2 separate regions of the Mus musculus genome follow, and region 1 is linked to region 2. A link is a loop called in an ENCODE intact Hi-C map of the cell type or tissue named here. Cell type or tissue: left cerebral cortex. All regions are shown on one strand. Links, peaks and the distances in the headings refer to the core of each region. The heading gives the core; the rest is flanking DNA.

Evidence for each region. A loop is a pair of places that touch in the nucleus more often than their neighbours do. Peaks named below come from ENCODE experiments on the same cell type or tissue, not always from the same donor. Only the 100,000 strongest peaks of a DNase experiment are listed, where the experiment ranks them.
Region 1: a loop joins it to region 2, with 2.9 times the contacts of the local background. A loop is called at or near these places in 2 of 42 quality-filtered maps.

Annotation. Positions count from the first base shown.
Region 1 is chr7:35,869,132-35,875,618 of GRCm38, reverse strand. No RefSeq gene overlaps it. Among named protein-coding and RNA genes, the nearest start is that of Gm36234, 51 kb to the left of the region's middle. In left cerebral cortex, for the core only: no CTCF peak of the experiment used is centred there; no DNase peak of the experiment used is centred there.
Region 2 is chr7:35,820,197-35,826,683 of GRCm38, reverse strand. All of the region lies in intron 2 of E130304I02Rik (RIKEN cDNA E130304I02 gene), which reads right to left. Among named protein-coding and RNA genes, the nearest start is that of Zfp507, 20 kb to the right of the region's middle. In left cerebral cortex, for the core only: CTCF peaks have their summits at 2,575 and 3,143 (motif pointing right); DNase peaks (open chromatin) are centred at 2,606, 4,186 and 5,262; H3K4me3 peaks cover 642 bases; H3K27ac peaks cover 628 bases.

The DNA of each region.
Region 1 (6,487 bases), core at 879-5,878, 49 kb before region 2:
GTTTGCCAAGATTCTCGTGGCAGACCAGCCAGCCAGGGGTGCTTTTAAATCCCCTCAGACACTGGTTCTCCTCGGATGAGGGCAGACAGGTGTTTGACGGCTGTTTGTTTAATCATCAAAAGACCCCAGACACCACCTCGAAGCACCCTCTGCTCCACATTGTCCCTCTGTCCCGCGGTGAAAGCTTCTCTTTGTTCCCACTGACTTTTGTTCCAGTGTGGTGTTTTTCATCCTGTCTGTGGCATGATTTTGAAATGAAGCCATTTGTGTGCAGACAGCTAGTATTACAACTGGCCTACTCCCTTCAGCCCCCCCCCCAAAGAGCCAACTTGTAGAGCACACAGCCCTGGGGGGGGGGGGGGCGGGCTTACACACTGCAAACACCCATCCTCTCCACAGAGAGAGCAGCTCGAGGTGGAGGGAGTCGGGGATGCTGGTGAGGTGCCACAGGTAGCAGAGAAGAGTGGCCTCTGATTTGGGGACATCCCAGGAGGAGATGTGAGTCCCTCGGAAAACATTATCTTCTGCTTTTTAACACACCTTTCTGGGACCCAGAGACGGGGTGGGCAGGGGTGGGGAGGTGATGGGGAATCCCTCATGTATGGTTAAGCACCTTCTGTATACAAAGCCTACTAGCTTTAAAGAGTAACAGACACGAGCCGCCACACCCAGATTGCTGTGCCAGCGCCATTTAGAGCTTTTGTTTATTATCCCTGTAGCTTGTTTTTGACATTGCTGGTCTTGTGCGTGCGAGGCATGTGTTGTACCCTTGGGGGTCAATAACAAGCCCTCTTTTCATTTTCTGTTTTGCTTCTTATCATCGGTTTACTCTTACTCTGTGTGTGTGTGTGTGTGTGTGTGTGTGTGTGTGTGTGTGTGTGTGTGTGTGTGCCATGTGCATGCAGTACCCACTGAGACCAGAAGAGGTCACTGTATTCCCCTGGAGTGGGCATTGCAGAAGGTTGTGAAACACAACATGGGCACTGTCAGTCCACCTTTATTTATGTGGGAGGCTTGTGAGAAGGGGAATTTTTTCATTAGTAAAGAGTATTCTAAGACAGGCATGGTGATACCCGGCTGTAATACTAACACTGTAATGCCAGGCTGAAGAGACTTTGAGACCAGCTTGGGCTACAAGACACAACCCTATCTCAAACAGAACAACCAAGAATGATCTAGCCTTCAATCTGTAAATAAATCAACCTCTGATCTAGATACCTGGCTTCTTATCCACATGAATGGAGAATTGGGATTGGCAAATAATGACACCATAGATTCTGTACATTTTGGTGAACTGCCTATGGGGCCTTTCTTTTTTAACTTTGTGTGTGCACCCGAGTGTGCTTGATGTATCCATATGCTTATTTGTGTGTGCTTATTTGTGAAGATGGGTGTATGTGTAACAGCATAGAAGTCATTGAGCAACTTCAAGTATGGGTCCTTGCCTTTCACCTTGTTTGAGACCATGTGCCTTTGCTGTTCAGCACAGCACAAGCTAGCTGACTTTTGAGTTCCTAAGGATTCTCTTCTCACCACCTCTGTACTCATCTGTTGTTATCAACTCGACAGAAACCTAAGTGTGGTGGTTTGAGTATGCCTAGCCCAGTGAGTGGCACTAGTTAGAGGTGTGACCTTGTTGAAGCAGGTGCGCCACTGTGGGCATGGGCTTTAATATCCTCATCCTAGCTGCCTGGAAACCAGTCTTCTCTTAGCAGCCTTCAGATGAAGATGTAGGACTCTCAGCTCCTCCTGCTCCATGCCTGCTGGATGCTGACATGCCCCCACCTTGATGATAATAGACTGAACCTCTGAACCTGTAAGCCAGCCCCAATTAAATGTTGTCCCTTATAAGAGTTGCCTTGGTCATGGTATCTGTTCACAGCACTAAAACCCTAACTAAGACTCTAAGACATCTAGGAGGAGGGAATCTCAACTCAGGAATTGCCTTCAATACATTGGCCTGTGGGCACATCTCTGGGACATTTTCTTGATTGTTAATTAATGGCTCCGTCCACTGTGGGTGGTGCAACCCCTAGGCAGAGGGCTTATGCTATGAAAGAAAAGTGTCTGAGTATGCCAGTAACCAGTATTCCTCATGGCCCCTGCTTCAGTTCCTGCCTCCAGGTTCCTGCTTTGGGTTCCCTCCATGATGGACTGTATGTACCCTGTGGAATGAAAGAGCCCCCTTTCCTTCCAAGTTGTTTTTGGCCAGTGTTTTATCACAGGAGAAACCAAATCAGAGACACATGCCATGTATCCAGCCAGACCGTTGCATTCCAGGGATCTGAACTGAGGTTCTCATGTGTGCACGGCAAGTGTTTCCCCACTGAGTCCTTGCCCAGGATCCATGAGACCTTTCATAGAGTGAAACTCAGCAGACTGCCATTGCTCTCAGCAGGTCTAATTCTCCATCGCTGCTCCATAGGCCACCTATAGGGTCTGTGGTCCCCAGGCCCAGCTGCCCAAGCTCCCCATGCTGCTCAGCTCTCCTACACCACAGACTTCTCCCACTTCTCCCCACCCACAGACTGCCTTTGTGTTCACTCCATGTGTTTGGCTGGCTCTGTTCTACACAAATTATGTTCTTTAGGGAACCACCATGTGGGTGATTGGAACTGAACTTGGGTCCTCTGCAAGAGCAACAAGTGCTCTTAGCTACTGAGCCATCTCTCCAGGCCCCTGAAATTGTATTTTTAGTGCCTTTCTAACTGCATGGAGGTAATATCTGCATGTTTTCCCCTTCTCCTAAACAAGCATGGTCTCTCTTCTCCTAAACAAGCTCTTGGTGTGTAGTGGGTCCTTGGGAAACAGATATTTTTCCTAGAGACAGAATTTCACTGTGTAGTCCAGGATGCCCTTGAACTTAGGATGCTCTTGCCTCAACCTCCTCCTGAGTCCTGGGACTACAGACATTCACTCTCATGTCTAGCTAGGAAATACCTATTTTTAATGAAATCCTGGTTTAGGTTATTAAGTCATGTGCTCTGAAAAAAACTAAAGTCTAGTGGAGGAAACCAATAAATAGGACCTCATCAAGGTTAGGTGAAAGTTAAAACTTTTACCCAAAAAAAAAAAAAAAAAAAAAAAAAAAAACTAGAAAGAAGCTAAAAAGACACTCTGTGTATTAAGAAGAAACAGTTGCAAACCACATAGCCAGGGCCAGTATAGGGCATAGGTAAAGAACAGTCAAACTCCACAGTTAAAACTGACTCAAAAATGGGCCAACAATAAAAAGATACCCTGTAGCAAAGGGTATATATATATGTGTGTGTGTGTGTGTGTGTGTGTGTGTGTGTGTGTGTGTGTATCCCTTCATGAGATTATTTAAGATATATAATAATCTCATGAAGGGTAGGGGAGATGGCCCAATGGCCGACTGCCCTGAGTTCAAGTCCCCAGCAGCAGTGTAAAGGCTGTGTGCGATGATGTACCTGTAATCCCAGACTTGAGAGGACCCACAGGATGATCGCTGGAGCTTTGCTGTCCAGCCAGGCTAACCAGCTAGAAAGTTTCAGATTCTAGAATAGAAACAGTTAGTAGATAGATGATGGATGGATGGATGGATGGATGGATGGATGGATGGATGGATGGATGGATGGATGGGTGAGTGATAAATGGAGACTGGGTGCTGAAGAGATGGTTCAGAGATAAAGACGCGTGCTTGATCTTCCTGAGGACCCCAGTTCAGTCCCCAGCTCCCCTCATCCACTCTAGATCTAGATCCAGAAGATCTCACGCCCTCCCTGGCATGCACAGAAATGCACACACTCATACATATAAATAAAGATATATCTTTTTAAAAGGTGGACTGTGGTAGAGGAAGACTCCAGATGTTGACTTCTGACCTCCACTTACACACACACACACACACACACACACACACACACACACGTGTCCATGTACACACACATATGCTCACAAGCTCACAAGAAGAAAAGTGCACACAGCAGTGGGCCTTGAGAAGTCCTCCTTTCCCTGCTTCTGCTTCTGTTGGTTTCTCTCGAGCAGTGGTTCTTAACCTTCCTAAAGTTGTGACCCTTTAACACAGTTCCTCATTTTGTGGTGACCCCCCCCCCCAACCGTAAAATTATTTTTGTTGCTACTTCATAACTGTAATTTTGCTATTGTTATGAATTGTAATATAAATGTCTGATAGGCAGGAGACCTGATTTGTGACCCCTGAGAAAGGGTCATTCGAGTCCCAGAGGTCGCAACCCACAGGTTGAGAACTACTGCTCCAGAGACACCAGAATGTGCAGTGAGGCTCGGGCTGAAGAACACCACTGTGGCAGTCATCACCTGTAACATTGATTGCTCTAAGTCTCCAGCTCCAAGGCATTGACTGAATACATTGTGTCTCGCCCAAAAGTGCCTGGAATTTAAACTCAGAGGGGTGACATGTTTGATTTGGGCACCATTGTATCCTAAAAAGCCTTACAATGAGCATTGGTGAATAATTTCAGATCGATCTGAACGGAATGATGAGAAATTGGCACCCCAGAAACCAGGACATGGGGAAGTGTTCACAGCTCAGAAATTGAAAAGGAAGAAGGAGATGAGACTGTAACAATGTGTCCACACCCCCGGTTTGTTCCTAAAAGAGGATGTCTGTGCATCACAGCATATTAAGAGACAAAGCTGCTTCTGAAGACCCTCATAGGACAGGGTTACTTATTTCTTTCACTGCCTTTATATTTGTGTATGTGTTCTATATATTACAAGTCTTGGATGTTTTTAAAGAGGTGTGTGTGTGTGTGTGTGTGTGTGTGTGTGTGTGTGTGTGTGTGTGTGTGTGTTTGCATGCAATGTTCTTGGGTGCCAGAAGAGGGCATTACACCCTCTGGAGTTGGAGTTGCAGTTGATTGCAAACCGCCTTACACTGAAACTGGGAACCAATTCTACTCTTCTGAACGAGCAATGATTCCTTTTAGCCCCTCAGTTATCACCTCTCCAGCCCCTATTCCAAATTCTGAACAAAGAGCATTTGTTACATTTTTCCCTTTTTCAGTCGAAAATAAAGAGTGTGGGATTGGTTGGTTGCTTGTTTGACAGGTTGCTTTGTGGGGGGATTTTGTTTGGGGTTTCTCAAGACATGGTCTACTATATAGCCCATGCTGGCCTCAGACTCAAACCCCTCCTGCCTAGTTCCACCATCCAAGTGCTGGAATTAGAGGCATTCCCTTCCACACATAGCTTTCAGTGGTTTTTCATTTGTTTAATTGACACATAGCAATTGTTCGTATTTCTAAGTTTAGTGTGGTGTTTCGATACATGCATGCCTTCTGTGATAATCAAATCAAGGCAATTAGCATATCCATCACTCTAAGCATTCATCATGTCTTTGGGGCTTGGCGGGGGTGTAAGTTTTATTTTTAATTGGCCCACAATAATTGTACGAGCAGCGTGTTTTTAAATAGCTTTGAATCCACGCAGAGCCACACTGGTTTTTGAAACAATACTGGAGTTGTAGGACAGCCACCCAGCCTCTTTCCCAGGCCACTACCAGTCACACGGCACCTTCGGATCCTCCCACAAACTAGCATCACTGTCTTATTTACTCAATATTTCTCTGAGTCTCTTTATTTAAAGAAATTTATTTAGAAGGGATCTTTATCATGACCATAAAGGGAAATCAGTATCACTTGTCATAAATACAATGAAATGATACAGTAAATGCCATTTTAAGTGGTGTTATTTAGCACTAGCTGAATACCGTAGCCTGCAGAACGCTCTGAATCCGACATCTACCATCGGCTTATCGAATAAAGAGAGGTTAGCAAATGCAAGGAGGCAGGTGCTAAAAGAAAAGTTGAGCCAAGGATCCCATCTCCTGACACAGTCAGGAGTCCTGGAAGCAGATTGGAGGAAAAATTGCATTGAGTCCCGTGTCGTAGTCAGGTCTCTACAGCATTTCTCAGGCCGCCAGTGGGACATACCTCACACCTCAAGCTCAGCAGGCTGAAGGAAGCCCAGGGGTCAGGCAGCACCAAGACTGGTCAGTGCCCCAACAGACAGTAGAGGCTGAGGGGACCTGGCCTCCACTGAGCCTGGGTAACCCCCCACAATGCCCCAGGCCACTGATAGTCCATAAGGAGCGCCTTGTACCCCAGGAAGGAAGGAACAGAGGAGAAAAACAAATGTCTTTCTCCCTCTGGTCTAGGCAAGGTATGAGACAGTCATTTCTGAGGTGCTGGATAGAGAGGGAGCAGGGTAAGCCATATGTATGTGCATTTTTTATTTACTGACTGGGAAAAATGATCTCTTTGTGCATAAAGTGTTATCACGCGAACTGCACCAGCCCCATTAGTGTTAGACGCCTCTGTATGAAATCGCTGAAGTTATAGCTCTGTCTGGGAAGCATTTGTTTCTGACCAGAAGTTCGATTACATGAGGATTCCGTTCTAGACAGTTCTACCAATAGACCCAGATGATTGACATTTTAAGCAAGCTCCTTTCATTATTCCATAACCCATCAGGGAGCGAAGAC
Region 2 (6,487 bases), core at 559-5,558:
CCTTCCTCCTATCTCCACCAATTAGGCACCACATCTGATAGTACCACAGCCTCCTCAATGTGTTCAAAAATCCCCTGTGGTAATCAGGCCTCAGGCTAGGGATATGGCTCAGAGATGAAGACCACCGACTTCTCTTGCAGAGGATCTAAGTTTAATTCCCAGAACCAACGTCAGATGGCTTACAACCAGCTGTAATGCCAACTCCAGGGGTATGCAACTCTCTGGCCTCTTCAGGCATGTTCACACACACACACACACACACACACACACAATTCAAAATGACTTTAAAAAGTAAATTTGTTGGGATTGGAGAGATGGCTCTTGCAGAAGACCCAAGAGACCCAGGTTCAGTTCCCAGCACCCACATGGTGCCCCACAACCATCTGTAACTCCAGTTCCAGGGAATCCAAATGCCCTCCTCTGACCTCCTTGGGTACCAGGCATGCATATAATACATAGACTTACGTTTAGGCAAAACACCCATACACATAAAAATAATTTTTAAAAATAACATGAGCAGACTCTGGGTTAGATGTTTTAGAGGCCCCTTTTCCCTGTTGCTTCTGCTTAGACACCCATGTGTCTTTCACTGTCACTCTGAATGTGTTCTGGGAACAAGAAACTGTCATCTTAGGGAACCTGCTCTCAATATATATCTTTGTGTGTGTGAGTGTGTACCCATGTGCATGTGTTCGAGTTTGCATGTGCATGTGTGTACCCTCAGCACATGAAGCAGCAACCATGCTACAGGTCACCTCTGAAGTCCATACACACATGCCATTGTTAGTGCAATTCAAAGAATTTGTCTGGGTAGACCATTTTCACTCAGATACTTCCCAACACAGTCACTCAACTCCCTCAAATTGACACTGTCACCCAAATTAAATCAATAGTTCTTTGCAAGAGTAGAATAAGTATTTTATCTAATAACCGGCTTGTTTGAGATTTGCAGTGCTGGATGGTGGGACCAAAAGGCATCTCTTAACAATTTACATTTAACCCTACACCATTTCCATCTTTGTATCAATGACACTCAGATAAAATGTGAACATCTAATTGAATTCTGTTTTGGATCACCTATGACACATCTATTTACGACAATTCTCCAGAAAGAAAAGACCATGTATCTAAGGGGTGGTTATCAAAAACACATGTCACTTTTAACATAACAGACTCTGGGTTTGAGTCACAGTGCAGGCAACTTCTCTGTGCCGTGGTTGTGCCGTGGTCGATCTTCACTGTCAACCAGATCTGATTTAGAGTCATCTGAGAGGCTGGTGGGGCACACCAGGCGGGGAGGTGAGTGGGGGTATTCTAGAGTAGTTTGACCTTCTAGCCTCCTGGGAGTCCTGCATATACATGACATGTGAAATAACATAAACTCAGAAAGTCACACACACACACACACACACACACACACACACACACTACATGCTTACTCCAGTCCCAACACAGTATACAAACAAGTGGGTTGGGTTCGGGGAAAAAGGGCTCTGAGTCCACAGAACCCCAACCATTTGATTTCCAATCTAAATCTAGTCCAATGTCTGTACACCACAGCAGAGCGCCTTATGTTGGAATTCTTCTAAAAACATCCTATTGAGCTTGGCATAGTGGTCCATGCCGGTAATCTCAGTACCAGGGGGTTAGTTCAAAGCCAGCCTGCACTGCAGAAAGATTAAAGGTGAAAAAAAGATTAAACCCACAACACATTCTGAATTTACCTTTCCAACATCCCATAAATGACATGTCAGCATACCTATCTCTTAAAATTAAAGAGGAAAAATGGGGAAACATGGGGGCAAACGTTTTAGTGTCTTGTATCTTCAGTAATTATACAGCAATACTGTAATAATCTGACAGCAATTGACAAGATAAAAGTGCACAGTAATCATGTATTGTGCCTGATGTAAGCAGTATGGTATCACCTAACACCGTGCCTTTTATAAAACTGCTCCATAGCTTGGGAACCCCCTCCCAGTAGTGAATATGCTTCTAAGGGGGAGGGGGTGTTACCTTTCTGTGTTTCTATTATAGACATCTCTCAGTAAATTTCTCTGACTCCTTTCATAAATACATTTCTTTATTTCTCATTTAAAAAAAAAAACACCTTCTTTCCTGAGGGGATTTCATATATGAGCCGGCCCCTCCTATATACAACCATACATGATAAAAGGCCAGATGATACGAAAACACGAAAGCAGACAATAGGATGCTAAATGCAGTCCAGCAGACGGAAGGCATTATGGGTACGTTAACATCTTCAAAAGGAATATTTTACAATGCAAAAAGAAAATCTAGTTTTACTGCAGCATAAGACAAGACCCAGCTTTCTCACAATTTATCACTAATTTCTTCATTTTGTTGTTTTGGATGTGCTTTTAGAACATGCCGGACAACTAGTAAAAACGAGTACACAATTCAAATGACGTTTTCGTTAAGTTTTATTGACTTAACGCTCTGATAATAAAATTATAACAATCAGTGTTATTCTGATTTATAGCGATTTTTCCTTTCACTTTGTAATGAACTCGGAGTGCAGCAGAATTGAATGTGGCGGTGCTGCCACCTCAAGGTCCCTCACTGCAAACGAGATGGCTCAGTTCACCCTGAGCACACTCGAACACAGAAGTAGCCAAGGGCATCACGGATGGAAATACTGCCCCACAGTCATGTCATGGTAAATCTGAACATTTATTTGCAGTGAAACCGTGGGTTTTATATGCAATTTCTAGTGAAAAGATATCCCAGTCATGCCAAAGTGCACTGTGGATGCCAGGTCCAAGAAGAGAAGGAAGCTATTAGACCACAGTCCAGGGGAAACGTCAGCACGGCAAAATGAACAATAATCTTTGCATAGTTACCACATTGGCATGGCTTAATCCAGATATACTGGCTTCTCTAAAAAGAAAAGCCATGCCCTGATGTGTTTCTCTTGTATTATTGGTTCTTGGCTCCTTCTTCATCTCCAGTCTCTCTCTGTTGTTGACCTCATGAATTTGACACCCCCCATCTGGATTTTCCTGATGCATCGCTCATACCAGCCAAAGAAATCACCGCACACTAAATTCCTCATGGAAACCCGAGCTATTTTATTTTTGTTTTGTTAATTTTTATGATTTATTTATGTTTGTCTGTGTGGGCATGGGCAACAAGTGCAGGTGCCCTTAGGAGCCACAAGGGGGCATCAGATTCCCCCCTCCCCCCCCCCCCCACCCCCCTCTCCGATCTGAAATCACAGGTGGTTGTGAAACACCTGCCGAGGATGTTGGGAACTAAACTCACTGGTTTTGCAAAGTGGAAATGAAAGAAATGCATCGGTATTTTTCCTCCAAATTTTAAAAAGCATATACCTTCTGACCAGGAATCCCCTGTTCTAGCAATTTGTTTCTCCAGCACAAGGTCACGTGTCCCAAAGCACAGCTGACGGGGTAGCTCACTACAGCAAGGGGTTGCCAACAAGTGTTGTGTCCTTCAGCACAAGACTTGTAAAGGAAGGCGAAGCTGGAAGACTGGATTCTGCACAGCCTTCGCAGTCAGCAAAGCAGCTCTGTATGTACCAATATGGCACCATTCCTCAAATCATATGGCTGAATAAGGCCAGGGAGTAATATGTAAAACAGGGTGTATGTGTTTACATAGAGTCTCTTTGGAAAAAAAAACACACAATAAATCATTAGCAGTGATTCCTTTGTAGAGGGGCTGGTAGTAAGTATAAGGGAGACCTCATTGTTAGTATGTCCATTTCTGTCTTGAATTTTATACTGCATATGCTTATTAATGACTCAAAATGTGTAAATAAAAATAAAACCTTTTGAAAACTGCATTGGATTGCAATTCATCACGAAAGTCAATAACTGTGAAGAGACAAAGGAGGCTTGGAAGTGGGGAGAGAGGAAGGAAGAGAGAACCACGGGACAGGAAAGGAAAGGCTGCCAGCCAGGGGCAGAGATCTTCTGAGAGCCCCGTGCTCAGTCGGATCCAGCTGCACCCGCATCCGTCCCGTCTCCTCCCTGCCTCCCATCTCCTCTGATTTGCCATCCATTTTCCTTCTACTCGTCTGTTCGCATTTCAACTTGTCTGATTCCTTGTGTTCTGCCTGCCTCTAGGGAGCCTCTATCGTCTTCTCTACCAGGAGGCTCAGAGCCAGCCCTCTTGCTCCTAGTGCCAGTACATGGCCGTGCTTGCCAGGTACACGATTCGTGCACCCTGGACGTACAAAGAGTGTGAAGAAGCGGCATGAAGATTAAGAGTCCCATCTGCCATCCGCCCTCTACTGGAACTCAAAGTAGTCTGCAAAGTTGTCTGTGCTCCGCTTCTTCTCTAAGACGCCATAGCCATGAACTTATCCTCCCCACGATCAACGCCGGCCAGCATGCACCAGGAGGATGCACCGGGAGCTGGAGAAATGAAATGCTACAATCTTGCAAGAAGGCGATGAGACCCACAGTGTTGCGCATGGATTCTGAAATGTCTCCCATGGTTTTAAAGTTTTGGTCCCTAGCTGGTAGTGCTATTTTGGGAGGTTCTGAAAACTTTAAGATGTGGAGCCTAACTGGAGGAGGACAGACCCTTGGAAGGTATATTTACCCCCTCCCACTCTCTCTCTCTCCCCCTCCCCACTCTTCTCCCCTCCCTCTCCCTCCCTGCCCCTTCCCTGCCTCTCCTCTTCCTGCAAACCCTGATTCAAATGTCAGCTCTTCTCTGCCACAAGATCTCCCAACCATGATGTTCTTCTCAGGTGCAAGGAACCAAGGAACCATGAACAGAACTCTCTGAAACCATGAGCCAAAACATATGTTTTTTTTTTTTCCTTGTTTCCAACAGGCAATTTGGTCATGGTGATGCAAAGGGAACTAACACACACAGTCTCACAAATGGACTCAGGGCCACAGTAAACTAGTGAGGAGACTGTATTGGAGATGGCTGCAGAAGGGCTGAGGAAGAGGGAGAGGGGGTGAAGAGACCATCTCTGGCTCTTGGCTTCACGTCTTGACTGGATTTCCTTTGCCTTTTCTTCTTTTATTAAAACATCTCATTCTTCTCTGACTTCTTTCAATGGCACATCATTAACAGTGAAGCCAAAATTCCATTTGGTATTATGTAATAGCACAAAGTCCACCACATTCCCATCAGAATAGTTTCATAAGCCACGGGTGTGCAGCATTTCACAGGAACATATATTTCTGCTACCCAACTCTCCTATGCACAGATTGAGTCTCTTTTGTTACCAATTTTAAAATGCCACAATTCGAGCTAGCCCTGCACCAAGCCAGTGCAATTTTTAAAACAGCCCTGTCGTCTTCTCTACGTTATTTGAAGGTTATTTGGAAAGCTAGAAGCAGAGGCTGGAGAGACGGCTCAGTGGTTCAGAGCATGTTTTGCTCTTACAGAGGACCTAAATTTGGTTCCCAGCACCTAGATCAGGTGACTCACAAATGCCTGTAACTCCAGCTCCAGGGGATTTGATGCCCCATTCTGAACTACAAGGGCACTGTCTTCATATGTACATACATACATACATACATACATACATACATACATATTGAAGCTAACTCATTTAAAGTTAGAGGAAACCTAGTGGCTGGAAAGATGGCTCAACAGTTTGATTACTAACCTAAGTTAGGTTCCCGGCATCCACCTCGGGCCTACTGTGCCCAACATTCTGCCCTAACCATGTGGTTCTGGGCTATATAAGAAAGCTAAGCTGAGCAGCGGTGACACACGCCTTTAATCCAAGCACTTGCGAGGCAGAGGCAGATTGACCTCTATGAGTTCAAGGCCAGCCTGGTCCACAGCATTCTCTGTGGTCCTTAGTGAAATGAGTTACTTGGTGGGAGGCAATGATGTATAGAAGAGCTGAGTTCCTGCTCTAGCTTCACTGAATGGTAGACTGTAACCCGAATGCTGAAATAACCATTTCTCTTCCCTGCGTTGTTCTTGTTCAGAGTGTTTATCACAGCCACAGAAAGGAAACGAGAACACCCCATCAGAGACACTTCCAGAAAGAAAGGTAGTGCAGAAACTGGGCCACGACAGGCCTGCTGGACCCTAGGGGAGGCTCTGTGCTTGAGCAGCCCTGGACACACCGCCTGACTACTCTGCCACTTTCTGACAGCCAGCCATCACTCTAGGACATAAATTTTAAGATAAGCAATGCAGGAAGATAGAGAGAGCAAACTCAGAGAGCAACAAAGAAAATTTCTGAAGATTAAGGGAAGTCCGAACCCAGCCAAAGACAGGAAATAAATGTTCATTGTCTGACTCTTCCTCCTTCATTTCCTTCCTCCTTCCTTCTCCTTACTCCTTCCTCTTTCCTTTCAAGACTTCCACGTGCACATGAAATAAGAAACTACTTCAAACGCATGTTCGCCTCCACACCCAACCTGTCAACCCCAACGTACCAATGGACACTTTTCAAACTACTCCCACCTGCGCAGGTGATGCAAACTTGGTTCTGAAAAACAGTTCTAGAATTCCGAGCCTC